2 separate regions of the Homo sapiens genome follow, and region 2 is linked to region 1. Evidence: read pairs that join two places in POLR2A ChIA-PET (ENCODE). Cell type or tissue: PC-9. All regions are shown on one strand. Each heading gives the region's core, and the rest is flanking DNA. Links, peaks and the distances in the headings are about the cores only.

Region 1 (12,454 bases), core at 4,247-9,246:
GGAAACTTAGGCAACTGAGTCCATTACCTTCCCATAACCTCAGTTTACTCATCTAGAAAATGGTCCTAATGATACCAAACTCTTAAGATGGTAGCAAAGTTATATTAAATGACCACAGGCCTTCGGGACATGGAGCTGATTATATTATACTTAGGTTTGTGCCTCTAAAGCCTTGCACAGTGGCTGCTATGTGTCAGATATTCAAATCAGCATTTGAGCCAAATTCAAGGTGAGGCTTACAGGTCAAGGTCAACTCTTATTTCCAAGAGAGGACTAAATGTGGAGAGAAGACATGGGTTTGGAATCAGAATCAGGTGCAACCTGCAAGCTCTAGAACTTCTTGACTACATGACCTCAGAGAGGGCTTTTAAACTCACAGAGCCTCCACGTGACGGCTCCTTCTATCCTTTGGCATTGAGGCCCAGAGATGCCTGCCCTTGTCTTTGTGGTTTTCCTCCTGGGCCTCAGGGTGCTGCTGGTGATGAGTTTCACAGTGACCTACATCTGCAGGAGGTGGAACCTGTGACAGGTGAACATAGGATAGGCTTTAGTCTTCGGTACTGGGTGACAGGCTGGCAAGAGGCCTACAGGGCAAGCCCAACAAAGTCACTGGGGCCCTCAAGAGTGATCCAGCCTCAAGGGAAGGTTGGGAACACTCTTTATTTTCTCCAAATGTTTTTTGCGATTCCTAGAGTCTTTCAGATCCGTGCATTGTGTAGTGCCCTGGAGGTGGAAAGGTTTCAAATTCCATTCTTTGGGACCCTGGAGATGGGAGGAGGGGGTCCAAGGTGTGGTAGTGGTATGAATGTTGAGACCCAAACTCCAGAGTCCCCCAATACACTGTTACATGTTTCAGTTTTCATATGATATATTTTGGGGATGCATAAGGAAAGTATTGCTAAAATCAATGAATAGAACCTATTCAAGGGACTTGGAGGTTCTGACTAGTGGCAAAGATGAATGTGGGTATGGGAGAGAGTTTAGAACCCAGAAAGTGGCATTGGGGTGTAATGAGTAGGGGCTTTATTTCTGATCTGTGCCACGAATCCAGACTAAGCAGAATACCTGCCATATAGTAGGTGCTCAATAAATATTTGTGAAATTAATACATGAATAAACAAACACATGAATGAATGATTTTTTTTTCTCTACAGCCCCTGCATGCCCTGTGATACATTACCTCCAGCCCTCTCCAAGGGGTTCAAGTGGGGAGAGGCTGCAAGGACTTATAGGTCACTAAAGACCCCTTTATTCCGTCCCTGCCACCCCCATCGCGGACACGCTCCCTTCCGCACACCCTCCTGGTGTTCCTTCCCTCAGAGCTTTGGAGCTGAGTCAGGGACGAGTTTTCTTCATGAGGACTCCAGGGATGTCTTGACCCTGATGTACTGAGCTTCAGATTGGCCCTGCTTCCAACCAAGAGAATTAAACTGCTCAAGAAAAGAAGTTTCCATTCTGCCCCTGGTCATGAACAATCCTTAATTTTCAGAGCAGTTTTTACTTTTGTGCGGGGCTTTTGAAAATATGATTTCATTTTAACACACATATATTTTGAAATCACTGGGAAGTTGCATAAGCATTTTTCTCTTCTGAAATGTACAGAAAAAATACAAACAATACCCATGGACCTAACATCCTATCTTTTAAAAACAGTAACATTTGCCATTATGATCTTCAGTTCTTTAAAAACAAAAAACAAAAAACAAAACACTGTTCTGAATTTATCATTCTCAAGCATGGTTTTATAACTTTATAACATATGTATGAATCCTTAAGCAATGTATAGTATTACTTTTCATATTTTAACATTATATAGATGCTTTGACACTGTACACAGCAATCTGGAACTTTATTTTTTATGCTTAACACAGTTTGTGAGGTTTATTTCTGTTGATATATGGAGCTACATTTTATTAATTTTCCACTGTTCTGTGGTCTTCTATTGTAAGAATATGCCACAATTTATCAATTCTTCTCAAGACAGATTTTGAAGCTTCATTCAGTGTTTTGCTAGTACAACTTTGCAACAAACATTCTTTTATTTGTTTCCCTGGGCATGTGTGGGAGAGTCTGCCTTGTTCCTCTAGCTTGGTGCACAAAGCTGCAGTATTGGTATGATTTGGGAGCTTTTGTTACACAAAAAAAATTTCCAATTGTTGCTTAAGTTTTACTCTTTCCATTTATCCCTTTCATCTCGCTATATATATATATATATATATATATATATATATATATATACACACACACATATATATACACATATATATATACACATATATATACACATATATATATACACATATATATACACATATATGTATACACATATATATACACATATATGTATACACATATATATACACATATATGTATACACATATATATACACATATATATACACATATATATACACATATATATACACATATATATACACATATTATATACACATATATATACACATATATACACATATATATACACATATATATATACACATATATATATACACATATATATATATACACATATATATATAATATTTTTGAATGTTTATTGCATTTTTTAAATAGATACCTTTTAGGAAGTTAAAGAGTTAAGGAGTTTTCCTTTCTTCTATTCCGATATTAATGTATTTTAAAATCAAACAAAAGCAAAAGAAATCATCACCAGCAGACTTGAATTATAAGAAATACTAGTGGACACCCTTCAGGCACAAAGAAAATGACACCAGATGTAAATCTGGATCCATACACAAGAATGAAGAACAGAAAAAGTAAATAGATGCATAAATTTAAAAGACATTTAAACAAAATCTATAGATGATAAGTGAATGTTTAAAGCTAAAAATAATAACGCAGTGTGGATATTATGATAATAACGCATTAATATCATATAATACCTGATACAATGGCACAAAGGCTGGGAGAGGGAATTGGATGTACACAGCCAGAGTATTCCTATATTATACATACAGTGGTATAAATATTGGGGCTTCTTTTTCAGGATCACTGTATATTTTTATATTTTTTCATGTTGTCTTTTATGTCATTTACAAACAGCTTTGTTTTTAATATAAACCTTGTGCACTTTTATTAAATTTATCTTTTTAAGACTTAAATGTAAGATCTGGAACTATAAAAAGAAGAAAACTTGGGAAAAGCTCTTCTGGACACTGGCTGAGACAGAGACGGAGTCTCACTCCATCGCCCAGGCTGGGGTGCAGTGGCACGATCTAGGTTCACTGCAACCTCCGCCTCCCAGGTTCTAGTAATTCTCCTGCCTCAGCCTCCCAAAGAGCTGGGATTACAGGCGCACACCATCACATCTTGTTATATTTTTCTGCTGGTGTGTGTGCACACGTGTGTGTATGCATTATAGATGGTAGGAATCTTATTTTTTTATAGATGATAGGAATCTTATCTTTTCTCTGGAAGGATTAATTATCCAGCACCCCCTGATATCCACTGCCAGCTTTGCTATATAGCGAGTGTCTATAGATCTGTGGTTCCTTCGATGAGCTCTGTGTTCCACTGATCTACTTGTCTAGCTCTCTGTCAATACAGGCAAATTAAATTGTGCTTCACTTTATTGCACTTCACAGACACTGCGTTTTTCACAAATTGACGGTTTGTGGCAACCCTGCATTGAGCAAGTCTATTGGTGCCATGTTTCCAACAGCATGTGCCCACTCCGTGTCTCTGTCACATTTTGGTAATTCTTGCAATATTTCAAATTTTAATAATTATTATATCTGATCTGAGGATCTGTGATTAGTGTAATGGTCTTGTGGCTCCGCGAACCGTGTCCTTATGAAACAGCACACTTGATGGAAAATGTCTTGTGTGTTCTGACTGCTCCACCTACTGGCCGTTCCCCCGTCTTGCTCCCTCTCCTCAGGCCTCCCTACTTAGCCTGAGGCACAGGGAGAGGCATTGGCCTGAAATTAGGCCAATTAATAACCCTGCAACGGCCTCTAAGTGCTCAAGTGAAAGCGAGAGTTGCAAATCGCTCACTTTAAATCAAATCTAGAAATGATGAAGCTTAGTAAAAAAAGGCTTGCCCAAAGCTGAGACAGGCTGAAAGCTAGGCTTCTTGCACCAGACACTCAGCCAGCTGTGAATGCCAAGGAAAAGTTTTTGAAGGAGATTAAAAATACTACTCCAGTGAGCACATGACTGATAAGAAAGCAACACAGTCTTATTGCTGATAAGGAGAAAATTTTAGTGGTCTCGAGAGATGATCAAACTAGCCACAACATTCCCCTGCAATATCTCCGAGGTATGCTTGTGCCTGGCCTAGCATAGCTCCACAGTAAGTTTTGATATCTTTTGGGCAAGTCATCTCACCTTTTCTTATCCAAAATTGTTGTGACTATTCTTGGCTTAAATGCATTTTAGACTCACTTTATCAACTTTCATGAAAAATCCTTTTAGATTTATTAATTGATTCCATGGAATTCATATATTATTTTGGAGACATTTACATTTTTCCAGTATTGAGACTTCCCATTTATGGGCATGGTATACCTCTATTTATTTAGGTTTTCTTTTATGAAGTTCAGTTTACAATTTTACAGTTTTTTTCTCTATAATGGTCTTTTGCATCGTTAGTTAGAGACGCCTTTAATATATTCTAGTTTATGGAATCTTTAAAATTTATTATTACTTTTTTCAGTGGTTGTTGACTACTGAATAGGATTGCAATTGAGTTTTGAACATCAATCTTAGAGCTGGAAAGCTTATGAAATTCTCTTACTAGTGCTAATAGTATGGATATTCTTTTTATATATAACTTTTTTTTTTTTTTTTTTTTTTTTTTTTTTTTTTAAGATGGAGTCTCACTTTGTTGCCCAGGCTGGAGTGCAGTGGTGTGATCTTGGCTCACTGCAACCTCTGCCTCCCAGGCTCAAGCGATTCTCCTGTCTCAGCCTCCCAAGTAGTTGGGATTACAGGCGCATGCCACCATGCCAGGAGACAGGGTTCCACTGTGTTGACCAGGCTGGTCTCAAACTCCTGACCTCTAGTGATCCACCATCCTCACCTCCCAAAGTGCTGGGATTACAGGTGTAAGCCACCCCACCTGGCCTTTGTGTGTAACTCCTATAACATTCGTGTAATGATCTAAATTAGTGTTTATCTTTCTCAAAGTTACATGTACACACTAAGAGTCAAATAAATAGTTATATAAGTTTTACATATAAAAATTGGAGTCTCCCTAACATCCAACCATATTCTATCTCCCAGAAGCAACTATTCTCAATTTTTAATAGATTATCTTAGACTTTTACTGCCATATCTCATATAACATGTTCATATTGCCACTTCTTCATTTTTCAGTATTAGGCGTTACTTTTGACTTCCCACAATTACAGATGGTAATATAATGCTCCACCATTGCTGACTTAATGCCACACGTGAACACTTTCTATTCCCCATCAACTGAATATGATTATATCATAATTTGGGATAATTTAAGAGTCGATGTCTATATTGTAATAAGTGTTTGAATATTCTTACTTTCTTTTTTTTTTTTTTTTTTTGAGATGGGGTCTCACTCTGTCGCCCAGGCTAGCGTGCAATGGTGCAATTTTGGCTCACTGCAATCTCTGCCCCCTGGGTTCAAGCAATTCTCCTGCCTCAGCCTCCCTAGTAGCTGGAATTACAGGTGTGCACCACCACGGCTGGCTAATTTTTGTATTTTTAGTAGAGACAGAGTTTCACCATGTTGGCCAGGCTGGTCTCGAACTCCTGACCTCAATTGATCCACCCACCTCAGCCTCCCAAAGTGCTGGGATTACAGACATGAACCTCCCCACCCGGCTGAACATTATTTCCAGCTGGGTCTGGTAATATTCCTAGCTTTTGCTTATGTTCAGTCTCTCCTGTGTATGTTTGTGTAATCACCACTATAGTCAAAATACAGACAATTCCATAACCATAAAGGTCTCCCTGGTGCTACCTCATTATAGTGACACCCACCCTCACCATACTAAGTCTCTGGCAAATGCTAACCTCTTCTATATCTCTGTAATTTTGACAATGTTATATAAATGGGATCATACAGTATGTAACATTTTGAGTTTGATTTTTCACTCAACATAATGCCTTTGAGATCCTTACAAGTTGTTGCATATATAAATAATTTATTTTTTTATTGCTGAGTGTTATTTTATTGTATGGATGCATACTGTTTGTTTAGCCATTCACTTGTAAGACAAGTTTGTCTTACACTGGTTGTTTCCAGTGTTTTGCTGTTACAAATAAATCTGCTACAAACATTTGTGCACGGTTTTTTGTGTGTACATAAGTTTTCATTTTTCTGGGACAAATGCATGGGAGGGCAATTGCTGGTTCATGTAGTATAGTGAGTGTATGCTTAGTTCTTTTTAAGAAGTTGACAACCAGTTTTATAGAGTGGGTGTATTATTTTACATTCCCATTTTCAATGTATTAGATATTCAGTTTCCCCGCATCCTAGCCAGCATTTGATATTGTCACTATGTTTTACTATAACTGTTCTATTAGGTACATAGTAATAATATCTCATTATGATCTTAATTTGCATTTTCCTGATGGTTAGCGATGTAAGCATCTTTTATGTGTTTATTTTCTATCTATATATCCTTGTTGATAAAATGTCTCTTTATGTCTTTCACCCATTGTGATATTGTGAAATATATATTTGGTCTTCAACCCTGTTTCCTGCCAAACAACCCCTAAAATCCTTAGACTCTCCAAAGAGATGTCTTTTTGTGTCTTAATGAATTGACTGATGGCTGGGAGCACCTCCGTAGCTTCAGGATGGCGACTGGTCACCTGAAGAGTAAGTCGATTAAACGATTTAATCAATTATGCCTACATAATGAAGCTTCTGTAAAAACCCAAAAGGACTGGGTTCAGAGAGCTTCTGGACAGCTGAACACATACAAGTTCCTGAAAAGTGCTGCACCTGCGGACGTCATGGAAGCTCCGTGTCCCTTCCCCATTCCTCTCCCTATGCATCTCTTCATCTATATCCTTTATAATAAACTGGCAAACTTAAGTGTTTCCCTGAGTTCTGTGGGCCGCTCTAGCAAATTAATTAAACACAAGGAAGAGGTCGTGAGATCTCTGATTCATAGCCAGTGAGTCAGAAGCACATTCCTTGCAATTGGCATTGGAAGTGGGGAGAAGTTCCATGGGACTGAGTGCTCATCCCCGTGGTGTCTGACGTTACCTCCAGATAGATAGCATCAGATTAGAATTGGATTGAGGACACCCAGCTGGTGTCTGCTGCAGAATTGATTGCTTGCTTGTTGGTGGAGAAGAAATCTCCCACATTTGGTCACAGAAGTCTTCTGTGTTGATTGTTGCTATATGAGTGCAGAGGAAAAACAGTTTGAGTTTTCCCACCTTTACCCACTTGTAATGGAAGTTTTTGTCTTGTTTTGTTGTTTTTAACTGTTGAGTTTTGAGAGAGATATCCTAGATTTGAACCCTTTGTCAGATGGGTGGTTTGCAAATATTTTCACCCGGTCAGTAGCTTTGTTTTCATCCTTAACATGGTATTTTGGAGAGCGAAAGTTTTAAATTTTGATGAAATCCAACTTATCAATTTTTAAAATTGATCATGCTTTTGATGTCAGGTCTAAGAATCTGCCATCGAGCCTTAGATCCTGAAGATTTTCTCCTAAACATTTTATAGTTTTATGTTTTATCTTTGAACCTACGATCTATTTTGAGATAATTTTTGTATAATGTATGGTATGAGGTTTCGGTTGAGGTTCATTTTTTGTTTATGGATATCCAGCACCTTTTGTTGAAAAGACTGTTTCACTTGTGGAATCAATCCTTCCTCCATTGAATTGCTTTTGCTACTTTGAAAAATCAAGTGTCTGTACTTGTACGGGGCTGTTTCCAGGTTTTCTATTTTGTACCATCGATCTATGTGTCTGTTCCTCTGCCAATATCACAAAGTTTTGATTACTACATCTTTATCATGTCTTAAAATCAGGTATATTGATTCCTTCCACTTTATTCTGTTTTGACTCTTTCAGTTCTCTTTTTTTCCCTTTGTTCATATAAATTTAAAAATAGTCATATATATTTACAAAAATATGTCTAGAATTCTGACAGAAATTGTGTTAAACCTATATATCAGTTTGGATAGAATTGACATTTTTATTATGCTGAGGCTCACAGTCCATGGATATAGCATGTCTCCCTGTGATGGTTAACTTTAGGTGTCAACTTGAGTGGGTTAAGGGATAGCCAGATAGCTGGCAAAACATTATTTCTGGGTGTGTCTCTGAGGGTATTTCTGGAAGAGATTAGTGTCTGAATCAGTGGACTGAGTAAGGAAGATCTGCCCTCATCTAATGAAGATGGGCACCATTCAATCAGTTAAGAGCCTGGATAGAACAAAAAGGCAGAGGAAAGATGAATTCACTCTTTCTTCAGGAGCTGGGACACCAATCTTCTCCTGCCCTTGGATATCAGAACTCCAGGTTATCTGGCCACTGGACTCCAAGACTTACACCAGTGCTATGAGATTACCCAGTCCCAATCTCTACCTCTGTAGAGTCTGAGGCCTTCAGCCTCTGACTGACAGATACGCCAACATCTCCCCTGGTTCTCAGGCCTTCAAATGCAGAACGAGCCACTCCACCAGCTTCTCTGGTTCTCCAGCTTGCAGACAGCATATCGCGGGACTTCTCGGCCTCCATGATCACGTGAGTCAATTCCCATAGTAAATCCCATCTCATCCATCTATTGATATATGTATCCTATTGGTTCTGTTTGTCTGGAGAATGCTGACTAACACATTCCTCTTTATTTGAATCTTCTTTGATTTCTTTCATCAGTGTTTGCAGTTTTCAGCATACAAGTCTTATATATGTTTTGTTAAATTTATAGCTATTTCATTTTTGAGCAAATTAAATGGTATTATATTTTAAATTTTGGTTTTCATGGGTTTATTGCTAGTATATAGAATTAAAGGTAACTTGGCCAGGCATGGTGACTTACGCCTGTAATCCAAGCATGTTGGGAGGCCGAGGCAGGTGGATCACCTGAGGTCAGGAGATTGAGACCAGCCTGGCCAACATGGTGAAATCCTGTCTCTGCTAAAAATACAAAAATTGGCTGGGCATGGTGGCGGACACCTGTAGTCCCAGCTACTTGGGAGGCTGAGGCTGGAGAATCACTTGAACTCTGGAGTCGGAGGTTGTGGTGAGCCAAGATCATGCCACTGCACTCCAGCCTGGGCGACAGAGTGAAACTATGTCTAAAAAAAAAGAATTAAAGTTAACTTTTTGCATGTTGATCACGTAGTCTGTCACCATTCTGAACTCACTTATCAGTTCTAAGAGTCTCTTCTGTAGATTCTGTAGAATTTCCTACAAAGGCTATTATGTCATCTACAAATAGAGATAGTTTTATTTCTTTCTTTCTGATATGTATGCCTTTTATTTCCTTTTCTAGCCTTATTGCCCTGGCTAGGACTTCCAGTACTATACTCAATAAAAGTGGTGAGAGAGGAAGAAACACTGTGACTGAGAAGTCATGGTGAGGCCAGGGCCTGTCACCACCACTGCTGCCACCGAACAACAGAGAAAGCTCCAGGAGTACCTAGAAGTCGAAAGGAACTTCAAGTGCCAAACACTGAGCTTTATCTAAAAGCCAAAAATAATTGCCCAAATCTATCCAAGAGAATGTTATCAATCATGCTGTTTTGCCTGTTAAAGCATAAGGCCCATCAGCATTAAACTCCAGGCCAGACAAGCCAATATTACAAGGTCCCAGAAGCCAAAGTTGAAGCCACTAAAACTGGGCAAAAGGCTGAATATGTTCCTTCTAACCAAACTGTAAGCCTCCAGCAGTAGCTTACAGCAGCACAAAGCTGGATCATTCACCATGGAAAAGCTGTCAAGAAAACCCATGGGGTCACTTAATGCACAGGATTTGAAGACTACAAAGCAGCAGTTAACATATCAAGGAATGTTAAGTGTACAGACTCCATAGGAAATGCCCGCATTGAAAATTAATCTTTGGTTAGCTTTCTAAAAGAGATTAATGAAGAGAATTTGCCTCAAACCTTGTCAGACCCTGAGAGGAAGCCAGACTCTCAATTATGTACTATAAAGAAGTTAAAGAATAACTCTCATAATTGAACCAAGAGCAATTTGGTTCCTCAACAAGCCTTGGGCAGATATTCAGTGACTAGTGCTGCCCTGAAAGACAGAGTTCATAAACAATTTGTTGGAGAAACACAAGTCAAGCTTCTATCAGTAAAGTCATAGCAACTCTCTCAAGAAGATCTTCCAAGACTGGGAGAAAAGCCCCCAAGACAGTTCCCTCTCTCTTTGTTCAGACCCTTAGTAGGACTCAAGCATCAAAAATAAAAAATTAATGGTGGAGGGTACAAAGGTTAATAGGGTTAATTATTAAAGAGCATGTATAAGTTAGTGAATAGGAAGTAAAACATACCAAAACCAGGACATACTCCAGTTTGTTTCAGGGAGGATATAGTAACAGACATTTAAACATTAAGCAAGATCAGCAGTCCATTCAACCTTGTTTTGGGCCTTGGTCGTGTGCACTGCAAAAATCAAAAGCTATAAGCCAGAGGCTAGTTTGACAGTTGGCAGCTTAAATTCAGTCATTCCCAGCACCCACGGCGTAAGAGCAAATGGAACTAATGGGGACAAATGCCACAACAGCTTACAACATAGAGCACAGGCATTGGTCTCCAAGCTGAAAAAGGCTCTTCTGTTTTCTAAACAAGAGAGCTCCCAAAACTCAAGCTGGTAACACAATCATGAAGGAAAAGGAGTGTCAAAAGGGACCCAAATGAATCCAAATACCGAAAAGAAGACAATAGCAGAGGATCAAAGGAAACAACTGGAAGAATGACAGAAATCTAAGGGGAAAATCTATAAGTGGCCTCCTATGACACGTAAAACAGAAAGAAAAATAATAGAGAAAATAAATATTCTGGAAGACCGTTGAAAAAAAAGAGGAAGAAAAGAAAGCACAGCTTCAACTGCTCCATAAAACTAACAACACTCTGACAGAATGTCTGCAGCTCATTGAAAGGGGTGTGGTTTTTAAGGAAATATTTGCCATATTGTCTAGTATTCCTGAGGCTGAAGAACTGCTAAATTCTGGTTCTACAAAGCAAAGTTGTTAGCCAAGAAAGGCACCTATGATGCTACTGGGCTATATGAAAAGGCCATTAAAAATGAGGCAATACCAACACAAGTGTTACAGGAAGTTGTTCTTAACATTTTGCAAGACCCAAACAAAACCATGGAAGGAATCACCTCTGACTTTTTAGTTGCTAAAACTGACATGACATCAGCAGAAGAGCTGGCCAAGAGGATGGAATCTGGAAAGTCTTGTTCTTCTCAAAAAAAAAAAACCAAACAAACAAACAAAAAGGAACAGGTACAGCAACACCCCAAATAATGAAGGCATAACAGGATAATCATCCTGATATCAAATTGCAGATCGCTCCAGCCCTGGAATAAATGGAGTGGCAGAATTGCAAGACGTGAAACTTATCACTCCTGTACGGGGTTCAGTGGAGATCAAACAAGCAGTATCCCACTACCTGGAAAGGCTGCAGGAATGCAATTTAGTAGTGACTTCTCTTGACAAGCTATTAGGTGTGAAAGAAACACAGCATTTTATATTTTATAAAAATGAGATTTTGCCTGTAACGTTAGGATTTCAAATCCTTGAATCATAAGTTTTTTAAAAAAGGTGTTTTAGAGGGCTGGGCATGGTGACTTACACCTGTAATCCCAGCACTTTGGGAGGCCGAGGCAGGCGGATCACGAGGTCAGGAGATCGATACCATCCTGGCTAACACAGTAAAACCCCATCTCTACTAAAAATACAAAAAAAATTAGCTGGGCATGGTGGCGGGCACCTGTAGTCCCAGCTACTCGGGAGGCTGAGGCAGGAGAATGGTGTGAACTCGGGAGGCGGAGCTTACAGTGAGCCGAGATGGTGCCACTGCACTCCAGCCTGGGCAACACAGTGAGACTCCGTCTCAAAAAAAAAAAAAAAAGGTGTTTTAGACCCTCTGAGGTAAGAAATGCTCTTGTTCAAGTGACCTAGAAAATAACGTATAATAGAGAGGCATAATGGATGCAGAAGATTATGTATGGCCTCTCAGGATTTCAAGTAATTTGCTTGGCTTACTCAGATTTTCTATACCCACAGGAAAGTCTTTGGTGTATGTAGGTTGACAGAGTTTTATGGTATACATATATTTCAAACTATTAAGAATTAATTTGTCCTGTAAGTATGGTAAAAATTTGTACTTTATTGATGTACTTTAACCCCAACATAGTTCTTTTTTATATTAGAAGGTTGGTGCCACAGTATGATGGTCTTTCCTTTCTGCGTCCACCTTAGCGGGGAGGGCAAGTCCTTTCACGGTGGAAGATCTGAGCTTTCACGCT
Region 2 (12,454 bases), core at 2,564-7,563, 64 kb after region 1:
GGTTTTCTCCTTCTGGGCTCTTCTGCTTTCTTTGTGTATGCAAATGAATGTTTTTTAAACCAAGTCATCTACATGGGAAACTCAGTTTCTAGCAAATATCACAGATGCAGTCCACTTAAAATAGATTTCAGTGTCCCAGGGAAGTGTTCTAATGAGTAATTCACACCTTACACACCTATATATTGGATAGCTACTATGTGCCAGGACCTGACATAGAACATGGCATGCATTGGTGAATAAAAGAGCAAAAGTGGTTGACCTTTTGGAGCTTATATTCTACTGGAGAAATGATAATAACCAATACACATGATAAGTAGATAAATAAAATAGTGTAGTATGAGTATATGATTTTATCATGTTGTGGAAATGTCCATATATTCCTTTTATTGATTATTTTTCTCATAAAAAGATGTTCAAATTTGTCAAATGCTTTTCTACATCAAATGAGATAATCGTGTCTTTTTCTCTTCACTGTGTAATATGATATATTACATTATCATTTGTATATTGAAACATCTTTGTATTCTAGGAATAAATTCCACTTACTCATGGTGTAGAATCCTTCTAATATGCTATTAAATTCAGTTTGTTAGTATTTGGTTGAGAATTGTTGCATCAACAAATTATAAGACCAACAGTCCACAAAATGGTGTGCAGCTGCACCTGACGGAAATTTTAATTTTGCTTTTCAGTGGAAGTTTAGGTTCCAATGGGCCCCATTTCAGATGAGCAGAGCCTTGCATGTGGGACAATCTACGGTTCATGATTGCAACAGGAGAGTATTGTTCCTAGATCTGGACTCCAGGATGGGAGAGCCCAGTAGGTAACCAGGCATTTGTTGTTTTAATGGAATATAGCACAAGGGTGAGAGGGGCATTGTTTTTGCATCAAAGGCCCTGGGGAGATGTATGGCCATCATGAATGGTCTAGAAACTCCAAAAAGCATGAAAGAAATTGCTAAAGTCTCCACAGAGAAGAGGTATTTTTGTTTCTTTGTTTATAGGCACTAACAGGGGTGCCTATTGATTTTAATTTGTAAATAAACTTTGTAAAAGAAGAATATGTTGCCACTGGCGCCTCAAAACAACTTAGAGATGCTGGATAATGTGATGTTAATATGCACATCACATGAATCTCCTTTGAAGAGGTTGTTATCAATGTTATGTCATCCTGTGCTCTTGAAGAAATGTAGATGTCATTATTGATATTTAAACAGGATCCTCACTTCAGGATAGAGAGTCTTGGCAGAACTCCAAAAGGTAACATGAAGCTGCACATAGCACAGCAAAAGAAAGCCATCAGTGTAAAAAGCCTTCTCAAGTTGTGGAGCCAATCAGAGTAGCAAATTAGTAAGCCATGAATAGTTAAAGAGCATCTCCTAGGAAATTTCCACCCCAGTTTAGAATGATCCCATTCTCATTGCCATTGGTATTGAAAATGCTAAAGTCAGGCTATTGGGTCTTTATGAATCACTCTAAGATGGTCATGAAATTTTCACTTGGAAAGGCATGTGGAATATGATTTATTTTACTCACAGGTCCTAGAGAGGGAAGTAGGGCATGCTACGTAGAAAGCCATATGAGAAGAGCTCCTAGGAAGCAGGCTCAATCAAGCAGATGGGGAAGCAAGAGAGAAAGAATTCCTCAGCAAGTGCCTTTACTGGGAGTCAGGGTAGAGGGTACAAGCAAAGAGCATGATGGGATTTACTGGTGTCTTTTTATGGGATTAGGTCACAATATGGGAGGGCAAGAAAGGGAAATTGTGCCAGGAGCCAGCCTTATCACACTGGTGCACCTGGTCACCTGGGCAGGGTACTCACAGCATGATTGTGGGATGTTGAAGCATCAGAAAAATATGAACTAAAATAAATTTACATGTAGCAGGACTTTTTTTTTTTTTTTTAGACAGAGTCTCACTCTGTCACCAGGCTGGAGTGCAGTGGCACGATCTCGGCTCACTGCAACCTCCAACTCCCTGGTTCAAGCTACATGATCTCGGCTCACTGCAACCTCTGACTCCCTGGTTCAAGCTATTCTCCTGCCTCAGCCTCCTGAGTAGCTGGGATTACAGGCATGCACCACCACGCTCAGCTAACTTTTGTATTTTTTAGTAGAGACAGGGTTTCACCATGTTGGCTATGATGGTCTTGATCTCCTGACCTCGTGATCCGCCCGCCCTGGCCTTCCAAAGTGCTGGGATTATAGGCATGAGCTACCATGCCCAGCCTGGACATTTTTATTTATACAACTTGCAGTTGCCATGTAGCATCCTTTTATTTCTACCTGAAACCACTCTTGTAGGTAAGGTTTAATGGTAGTGAACTCTCTTAGTTTTTATTCATCTGAGAATATCTTAATTTCTCCCTCATGTTTAGAGGATAGTTTTCCCAGGTATAAGATTCTTGGTTGATAGGTTTTTCCTCTTTCAGCATTTTCAGCATATCACTCCTCTGCCTTCTGGCTTCCAGTGCTTCTGATAAGAAATTGGCTGATCATCTCATTGAAGAACTCTTGTATGTGAGGAATCCATTCTCTATTGCTGCTTTCAGGATTCTTTCCCTGACTTTAGTTTTCAACAGTTGGATTATAATGTGTCTTAGTGTGGGTCTCTGAATTTTTCCTTGAGTTAAACTTGAGTTTCTTCAGAATCTTAAATTTGAGGATTCATGTATTCTATCAAGTTTCAAAAGGTTTTGGGGTATTATGTCTTCAAATAATCTGTTCCTTTCTCTCTTCCTCTTTTCTTCTTCTAGAACTCTAACAATGTTTGTGTTGATCCATTTGATAATGTCCTACAATGTCCTCGGGTTCTGCTTGTTTTTCTTTATTCCTTTTTCTTTCTATTCCCCAGTCACAATAATTTCAATTATTCCATATTCCAGTTTTCTGAATCTCTCTTCTGACTGCTCACACCAGTTGGAGAACACCTCTAGTGGATTTTTCAATTATTGTACTGTTTAACTCTTAAGTTTCTGTTTATTTTTTATAATTTCTCTTGCTGTTGTTCTTATTTTATTAATGCATCATATTCCAATGTTTCTTTAGTTTTTTTTCTGTTGTTTTCTTTAGCTGTTTGAGCATGTTTAAGACAGTGATTTAACATCTTGGTCTAGTGTCAGAAAGGGCCCAATATATGACAAGGGTCTTTGTAGGACATATGACAATGGAAGCAAGATGTGGGAGTGATGGGAAGATGTAACTGTGAGGAAAGGAATGTGGCAGCAAGGAACAGAGCCTCTAGAATACACACAGCTTTGCTGACACCTCTTATTTAAGGGGTAAAACATGGTGCTTTCGTATACATAGACATAGTGTAATGGTTATTACAGTCAAGCAAATGAACATATCCACCCTCTCACATAGTTACCGTGTGTGTGTGTGTGTGTGTGTGTGTGTGTGTGTGTGTGTGTGTAGGGCATCTAAGATAGACTCTTTGAGCAAAAATACTGAATTCAATGCAATGCTATTAACTCTAGTCCTCATATTGCACATTAGATCTCTGGACTTCTTCATCCTACCTTTCTGCAGTTTTGTATCTTTTGGCCTGCATCTCCCCATTACCTCTCCGACTTCACTCCTGGCCACCAACATGTCATCCTCTATCTTTGTATATCTGAAGATTTTTCTCCTTGATTCTGTCCAGTAACATGATTTTGGACTTCTGACCTCCAGAACTATAAGATGATACGTTTCTTTTGTTTTAAGATGCTAAGTTCTGATAATTTGTCACATCAACATTAGGAAACTAAGGTAATGTAATTATGCTATGGGTGAGAAATTCTCAGGGGCTTAAAACAATGTTGTACTTGTTAGTTAAGCTGCATGTTCAGTGTGTGTGGAGAATTCATGGTCATTCAGGCATCCAGGCTGATGGAGCAGACCTCATCAGAGCCTCGTAGGTCTCTGTGGAAGGGAGAAGTTAATCCACAGAGGCTCTTGCAGTTAAATGCACAGCCCACAAATTATACCCATCATTTCTGCTCACAACTCAGTGGCCTAAAGGAGTCACATGGCTCCACCCAATGCAATGATTCAGAAAGTCTGGCCAGGCGCGGTGGCTCACACCTGTAATCTCAGCACTTTGGGAGGCCAAGGCAGGCAGATCAACTGAGGTCGGGAGTTTGAGACCAGCCTGACCAACATGGAGAAACCCCGTCTCTATTAAAAACACAAAAGTAGCCAGGCATGGTGGCGCATGCCCGTAATCCCAGCTACTCGGGAGGCTGAGGCAGGAGAATCCCCTGAACCCAGGAGGCGGAGGTTGTGGTGAGCCGAGATCATGCCATTGCACTCCAGCCTGGGCAACAAGAGCGAAACTCCGTCTCAAAAAAAAAAAAAAAAAAAAGAAAGTGCAACATTCCATATGGCCAGAAAGTGGAGGCACAAATATTTAGCAAAGCATGACACTTCCAAGGGGGGATCAGGAGCTCCACTCAGGTTAGCAACCCCATGCTCTTCCATGAAACTGAACCTCTCTGTGTCTCAGTGTCCTCACTTATAATACAGTCTCATGTTACAGACTTGTTGTGAGGGTTAAATGAGATAATACACACAGTGTGCTGAGCTCAAGGCCTGCTCCTGGTATGCACCCAGTCATTGAAGTTCATTGATACACACTTGAGGAAACATTCAAGATCACGTAAGGATGAGTAAATGACTGCTCTGTTACTTTCTAGGAGTGGCAGGTGAGGAGCTGCAGGTGATTCAGCCTGAGGCATTTGTGTCAGTTGCAGCTGGAGAGATGGCCACTCTGAACTGCACTGTGACCTCCCTGCTCCCTGTGGGACCCATCCAGTGGTTCAGAGGAGCTTGTCCAGGCCAGAAATTAATCTATAGTCCAAAAAGATGCCACTCTCCCCGGGTAACAACTATTTCAGACCAGAGAAAGAGAAACAGCACAGACTATTCCATCCGCATCAGTAGCATCACCCTCGAAGATGCTGGCACCTACTACTGTATGAAGCTCCGGAGAGCAATTCCTGCCAACGTGGAGATTAAGTCTGGACCAGGGACTCAGATGTCTGTGCGTGGTGAGTACAGTGTAGGCCTCCTTCATCCCCCAAGGTATGACAAGAAGTCAATAATAGCACTGTCCTCTGTCAGCAACAATCAAGGGTGGCAGTGGGTGCTCACTTTCATGATCTGATGCCACCCTCTTCTACAAATCAGGTATATTGAGGCCTGGAGATGTCATGCTATTCACTCAAGTCTCCGTGACTGGTAAATGATGGGGAAGTCTGAAACCTTAGTCTGCCTGGCACCATAGCCTTTGCCTCTTCTAATCTGGCCCAGCCATGTTTCCACAGATAAGGGAGCTGATGGTTTGAGTGATTTTCCCAGGCACAAGGCTAGACCTTGCCTGCTGCGTCCACAGAGCACTTTCCCCCCAGGGTGGCTGAGTCTCTTCTTTACGTAACAAGCATTCATCGAGAACCTACTGTGTGTGAGTCTCCACCGTGGTTGCTGGGCAAATAGTTGTTAAAAAAAAAAAAAGGCACAAGCTCTGCTTTCACCAAGCTTACATTCTGTTCCCTTCTAATGAGGATAAATCCATCCAGAGCACTGAGGGAGTAAATTGGGTTTTTCTTTATATAATCTTCAGAACCATCACACTGGGAAGATTCCTGAAGGACACAGATTCACTGTTTAATCTGATGGCCGTGGTGAAAGGAGACGGCAAGAGCTTTATGGGTCTATCCAGGATGTTTGTGGGTTGTTCAGGAAACCCTTGTGTGATTCAGGGACTGCCTCACACAGTCACTAAAGGTTTCAAGCAGAGCTAGGCCATCTCAGAATGTCCCTCGCCTAAGAGAAGAGGTCCTCTATATGGGTGACTTAGGGGTCCCCCAGTTAAGGCAGCAGAATGCTTATTTTGGGTTTTCTTTCAGAGGCCCAGGTTCCTCAATTTAACTCCTGAATCCTGGAATATCAGTGCAAAAAGGACCTTCAGACCATTTAGCCCAATGCCCTTTTACAGATGGGAGACTGAAGCCAAGAAATGACAGGGGCCTTGCCCAAGGTCACAGGGCCAGTTAGGGTTGGGGCAAGAGCCCAGATCCTACTCCAGGCAGGCTTCGTTCCATCCTGGCATTAGATACTCTCTCCATAGAAGAGTCTGGTTCGTAGTAGGTGCTGAATGAAAGCTCCTTGAAAAGAACCGAGTAGGAAGCCAGTATTTCTCCTTTTCATAGTTACTCAAAGGTTTAGAACGCCTCTCTCCTTCATTCTCTGTGCTCTGTTGGTGATTGGAAAACCTCTCCCAAATGCAAGCCATATAATTTCTTATTGAGATTCCATATAAGGACATAGAGACCTGCTCCATTGTTTACCAGCTGCAGAATATGTCAATTTATGGAAATATCAAATGTTATTTTGCAGACTTCTGTTGATGGATATGTAAGTGGTTCCCAACCTTGAGCTTTTGAAACAATTCTGCTGTGGGTGAACCTGCACATATGTTATCCTACTCTGGTGGCAGATGCCTGCCAGAAGTTGCATTGTTAGGTCAGAGAGTGTATGTGTTTTAATTTAAATGGATGTTGCCTAATTTCCCTCCTAGATGAAACAGCAATCAAGGCTCCCCAGAACCCTTGAACATAGGTAGGAATGTGGCTTTATCCTAATTTGCAAATATTACAGACAAAGACACTAAAATTCCCAGGTGGTGCATCTCATACCTGGAACAATGACAGCTAGCAAGTGACTCAGGTTTAACTGAGATCTGCTAACTCCTAGTAGGGTTCTCACTCCTCTTTGCCATGCTATTGGCCTAAGTGACCACTTGGATGAAAGAAGAGGGAGGTGGGAGGGGGCCAAGGAGCAGCGGTTGTGTCAGAGACTGTACCGTCATCCTGGCATTTTCTCCTTTTAACCAGTGCTACGAAGTCGGAGCCATTTGCTGTCCCTTTTACAGATGAAGACATTGAGGCTCAGAGAGGGAACCTGAGTGGTGAACAGGTCAGGGATCCAAGGTTTGAATCCCACAAGCCTGATTGATAGCCCCTGTCTCTGCAACACCCAGCGCACTTGTTAAACTATAGAGAATCCCTCCAAACTTCTCATTCTGAACTCTTGCTTTGGAGAACTGAACAGCCCAGGTAGCCTCAGATGGGGTAAGTGGAGGCCCCTGGGATGGCCTCCCAGGTGGCCCCTCTAATGGATCCTCCTGTCTCCTGATTTCCAGTCCGGGTGCCAGCTCCTACTGCCTCACTCCTCCTAGGTCTCCTCCTGGGCTCCAAGGTGCTGCTGCTGGTTGATGTCTCTGCTGCCTATGTCCACCGGAAGCAGAAGGCCTGACTGTAAGTGTAGAGGAGGGAGGGTGGGCCAAGGGCTGCTCCAGAAGGTCAGGCCAGCAGGAGCACCCAGCCCGCATGCCACACAGCCTCAGGGTCAGTGGAGTTTGGAGAAGGTGATGGGGCTTCCTCAGCACCCTCAGAAGTCTCAGGGAACCCTCTAGGAGAATCCCAACCCCAGGAAGTGTGTGGGTGCTGCAGGAGGTGGGCTACCATAAGGGTGTTCAAAGGTGTCCACAGCACCCTAGGGGCCCATAGGGGAGGTGGGGAGAGGGGGCTGAATGAGGGCCAACTCTGTAGGTGGTCCCTTGCAGGCCATCTCTCAATTATTTGATGCTGTACTCCGTGGCATCTAAGGAATCCCCACTGTAGAGTACTGTTGAGACGCCTCAAGTGGGCTGCTCTTAGTGCTCTCAGGCTCTCAGCGCCTGAGTGGGAGGGATGAGGGAAAGGGCATCAGGACTTGGGAGGAGGGCTGAGCAGGTGAAATTCTATCTCAGGGCTCCCTGTCCACCCATAATAGGCATCCCAAGAGGAAGACCAGCACTGAGGACATAGCAGAGTCTCAGGAATCATTTCTTGAAGGATGAGCAGATGACTAAATGTGGATGTGTTTCCCACAGCTCCTTTCCTCCTCCCCTGCCATGTGGGACCCTCAGTCTGTGCTGCCTCCTTCCTTCCTTGAAGGGCTCAGCTGGAGAGAAGGAGCTGGCGAGAAGCTTCCCCAGACTCAGCTCCAAATGCCTGTCCTCCCAGGACATCTTCCTGCCCACAGGCTCCTGTTGCTCCTTTGCAGAGTCCTTGATGCTCCATAGCAGGGTCTTCATTCATGGTCCTGAGCAGAGGCCATGGGATGGGGCTCTGGGGAGTGACTCACGACACCTCCCTAGGATGTGGGAAACACGCCAAATCTAAACACATTAGGACTCCTTGCATCCATCGCCTTGGGACTGGCCATAAACCACAGACTCTCTCTAGCCCCTCAAGAGTTATTCTGCCATCTGGATTCCTGCCTACTCCAACTTCCCAGCCTTGTTGAGGTTCACTATTGCCTCCTGAATACAAATGAACCCCCATCCCAATTTTAAGAAAAAATGATTCTCCTTCCTCTTTGTCTCACACCAAGAAAGAAAGAAGCTCTCCCTGCTTTCTCTGTGATGGGACACTAGTTCTGCTAGCATCCTGCAGCCTTCCCAGCCCTGCTGCTCGTGGCAGAAATGCTGCCACAGTCCAACATCCTGGAGTCCTCCTTGATTTCTCACTCTCTTTTTTTTATACTCTGCATTCAATTCTGCCTTTGAAATGCTTATGTCCACTTATATGAGACAGTAAATGTTTAACAATGGACTTTCTGAAAGGGAAAAACAAAAAGCTGATTTGTAGTGCTTGCCAATCTCTGTAGTATGAAAATTCCCAACATAGACAGTTTCAAGCCATCAACAGTTAAACAACCAGATTGCAAAATTCCTAAAATTTAACAATTGGCTCTCAGCTGCTCCAGCACAGCACTGAGTTACATGCCTAATTCATGCATTTCTCACCTCCACCACCCTTCCCTGTCGCAGCCAGCATCATCTCTTCTGGTAGCATTCCAATTGCCTCTACTGGCTTTCAGTTTTCAGCCACAGTGATTCTTTGGAAAAGTCTAGTTGTATACTCCTCTGCTTCTTCTCCAACACAGCTACATGGTTCCCTTCATCCCTCCTTCAACTCTTTCTGCCTAATGTCTACTAATGTAAACCACCCTGTATAAAATATCAATTTCCCTCCCTACCCTGATACTCTAATTTATCTTAACATGATGAATTTTTCCTTAGCACATATTACCATCTGTATTATTCTGAATACAGGCAGTTCTCACTTTTCATGGCAATGCAGGATTGTAAAAATGACCGTGCAACCTGAAACCTGGGAAAGCAATCTCCATATCCAATTGGAAAAACAATGATCATTCTGTGACTTTTACAATTTTTTGTCAAAATATTAGAAACAAAGTTACAAACGTAGGAGGCAATAAAAATGTAATGAAATAAACATTTATTAGTGCACTGTAATTCAAAGCATTAGAAACATTGAGAGTTCAAGTGTTTTATTGATTTGTAAAAATGTATCAAGAGTAGTTGGATCAGTGCTTGCCACCTTCTTGTGCATTTCTGATATGGAGCAAGCATTGTTTCTACCTTGGTGTTTCATCATCTTCCTAATTTTGAATTTGTTTCCAACATCTTATCCTTTGCAATTTGTTTGTTTGTTTGTTTTTTAAATTATACTTTAAGTTCTAGGATACATGTGCAGAATGTGCAGGTTTGTTACATAGGCATACATGTGCCATGGTGGTTTGCTGCACCCATCAACCCATCATCTACATTATGTATTTCTCCTAATGCTATTCCTCCCCTTGCCCCCCCACCCCCCAACAGGCCCCGGTGTGTAATGATCCCCTCCCTGCATACATGTGTTCTCATTGTTCAACTCCCACTTATAAATGAGAACATGCGGTGTTTGGTTCTCTGTTCCTGTGTTAGTTTGCTGAGAATGATGGTTTCCAGCATCACTCATGTCCGTGCAAAGGACATGAACTCATTCTTTCTTATGGCTGCATAGTATTTGATTGTGTATATGTGCCACATTTTCTTTATCCAGTCTATCATTGATGGGCATTTGGGTTGGTTCCAAGTCTTTGTTATTGTGAATAGTGCTGCAATAAACATACGTGTATGTGTCTTTATAGTAGCATGATTTATAATCCTTTGGGTATATACCCAGTAATGGGATTGCTGGGTCAAATGGTATTTCTAGTTCTAGATCCCTGAGGAATCACCACACTATCTTCCACAATGGTTGAACTAATTTACATTCCCACCAACAGTGTAAAAGCATTTCTATTTCTCCACATGCTCTCCAGCATCTGTTGTTTCCTGACTTTTTAATGATCGCCATTCTAACTAGCGTGAGATGGTATCTCATTGTGGTTTTCATTTGCATTTCTCTAATGACCAGTGATGATGAGCTTTTTTTCATATGTTTGTTGGCTGCATAAATGTCTTCTTTTGAGAAGCGTCTGTTCATATCCTTTCCCACTTTTGGTGGGGTTGTTTGTTTGTTTCTTGTAAATTTGTTTAAGTTCCTTATAGATTCTGGATATCAGCCCTTTGTCACATGGATAGATTGCAAAAATTTTCTCCAATTCTGTAGGTTACCTGTTCACTCTGATGATAGTTTCTTTTGCTGTGCAGAAGTTCTTTAGTTTAATTAGATTCCATTTGTCAATTTTGGCTTTTGTTGCAATTGCTTTGGTGTTTTAGTTATGACGTCTTTGCCCATGACTATGTCCTGAATGGTATTGCCTAGGTTTTCTTCTAGGGTTTTTATGGTTTTAGATCTTACATTTAAGTCTTTAATCCATCCTGAGTTAATTTTTGTATAAGGTGTAAGGAAGGGGTCCAGGTTCAGTTTTTTGTATATAGCTAACCAGTTTTCACAACACCATTTATTAAATAGGGAATCCTTTCCCCATTGCTTGTTTTTGTTAGGTTTGTCAAAGATCAGATGGTGTACATGTGTGGTGTTATTTCTGAGGTATCTCCCAGTCAGGAGGCATGGGGGTCAGGGACCCACTTCAGGAGGCAGTCAGCCCCTTATCAGAGCAGTGCTGTGCTGGGAGATCCGCTGGTCTCTTCAGAGCTGGCAGGCAGAAAACTTTGAGTCTCCTGAAGCTGCAACCACAGCCACAACTTCCTTCAGGTGCTCTTTCCCAGGGAGATGTGAGTTTTATCTATAAGCCCCTGACTGAGGCTGCTGCCTTTCTTTCAGAGATGCCCTGCCAAGAGAGGAGGAATCTAGAGAGGCAGTCTGGGTACAGTGGCTTTGCTGCACTGTGGTGGGTTCTGCCCAGTTCGAACTTCCTGGTGGCCACCTACTCAAGCCTCAGTAATGGCAGATGCCCCTCCGCCAACCAAGCTTGAGCATCCTAGGTCAACCTTAGTCTGCTGTGCTGGCAGCACGAATTTCAAGCCAGTGGATCTTTGCTTGCTGGGCTCCATGGGGGTGGGATCCACTGAGCTAAACCACTTGGCTCCCTGACTTCAGCCCCCTTTCCAGTCTCACTGTCATTTCAGGTGCCACTGGGGTACAAAAAAAAAAATTCCTGGAGCTAGCTCTGTGTCTGCCCAAGTGGCCGCCCAGTTTTGTACTTGAAACCCAGGGCCCTGGTGGTCTAGGCACCCAAGGGAATCTCCTGGTCTTCAGGTTGCAAAAACCATGGGAAAAGCATAGTATCTGGACCAGATAGCACTGTCCCTCACAGCATAGTCCATCACGGCTTCCCTTGGCTAGGGTAGGGAGTTCCCCAAAACCTTGTACTTCCCAGGTGAGGTGACGCCCCACCCTGCTTCTGCTTACCCTCCGTGGGCCACACCCACTGTCTAACCCGTCCCAGTGAGATGAGCTGGGTACCTCAGTTGGAAATGCAGAAATCACCCACCTTCTCTGTTGGTCTCACTGGGAGCTGCAGACTGGCACTGCTCCTATTCGACCATCTTGCCAGCTCTTCCCCTTTGTACTTTCAAAGTGGTGAAATCTCTGCAAAAGTTCCTTTCATGTGAAGATTTTTGCCTGTGTCACATTCTCTGGGAGCACTTTCTTCTCTCCCATCCCTGCATGAGACAAGACTTGGAGCTCCTTTTCCATAAACATCTGTGTAGACACTTACTGGGATGTGCCTTGCCCTAGTCATAGTGATTCCCCCTGAGGCCAAGCCCACACCACGACCCTGGTGCTAGTAATGACTTTGTGATTATAAGGCTGGACACATGACCCACACTCATCATGTGGTGGTACCTGCACATCCCCCAGCCATTGGCCAGGGTTGTTGCACTGCATCGTAAATCCTTGAGGGCAGAGAGTCTGTTTTTTAAAACTATTACTATTACCAAAATACCACCTAATAAAAATCATATCTAACTTTTGGAACACGGTCAGCTGTTATTAAGTAATTTGCATATATTAATCCATTTTACGGCCTTAACAAACCTATGAAGTTGATATGACTATTATTTCCATTTTAGGGAACTGAAGAAACAGAGATGTTAAACAAATACCCCTAGGTCACACAGCCAGGACTGGTAGAACTAAATTCAAACCTAGAAGTTCTGATTCCTAAGC

What was found. ChIA-PET counts read pairs that join two places held together with the same protein. Peaks named below come from ENCODE experiments on the same cell type or tissue, not always from the same donor. Only the 100,000 strongest peaks of a DNase experiment are listed, where the experiment ranks them.
Region 2: POLR2A ChIA-PET joins it to region 1 with 7 read pairs; 2 of 35 experiments call an interaction of 5 or more read pairs at or near these places.

What each region holds. Positions count from the first base shown.
Region 1 is chr20:1,756,032-1,768,485 of GRCh38, reverse strand. It overlaps the pseudogene CKAP2LP1. Among named protein-coding and RNA genes, the nearest start is that of SIRPG, 100 kb to the right of the region's middle. In PC-9, for the core only: no CTCF peak of the experiment used is centred there; a DNase peak (open chromatin) is centred at 7,135; H3K27ac peaks cover 3,026 bases.
Region 2 is chr20:1,690,001-1,702,454 of GRCh38, reverse strand. It overlaps the pseudogene SIRPB3P. Among named protein-coding and RNA genes, the nearest start is that of SIRPG, 38 kb to the right of the region's middle. In PC-9, for the core only: no CTCF peak of the experiment used is centred there; no DNase peak of the experiment used is centred there.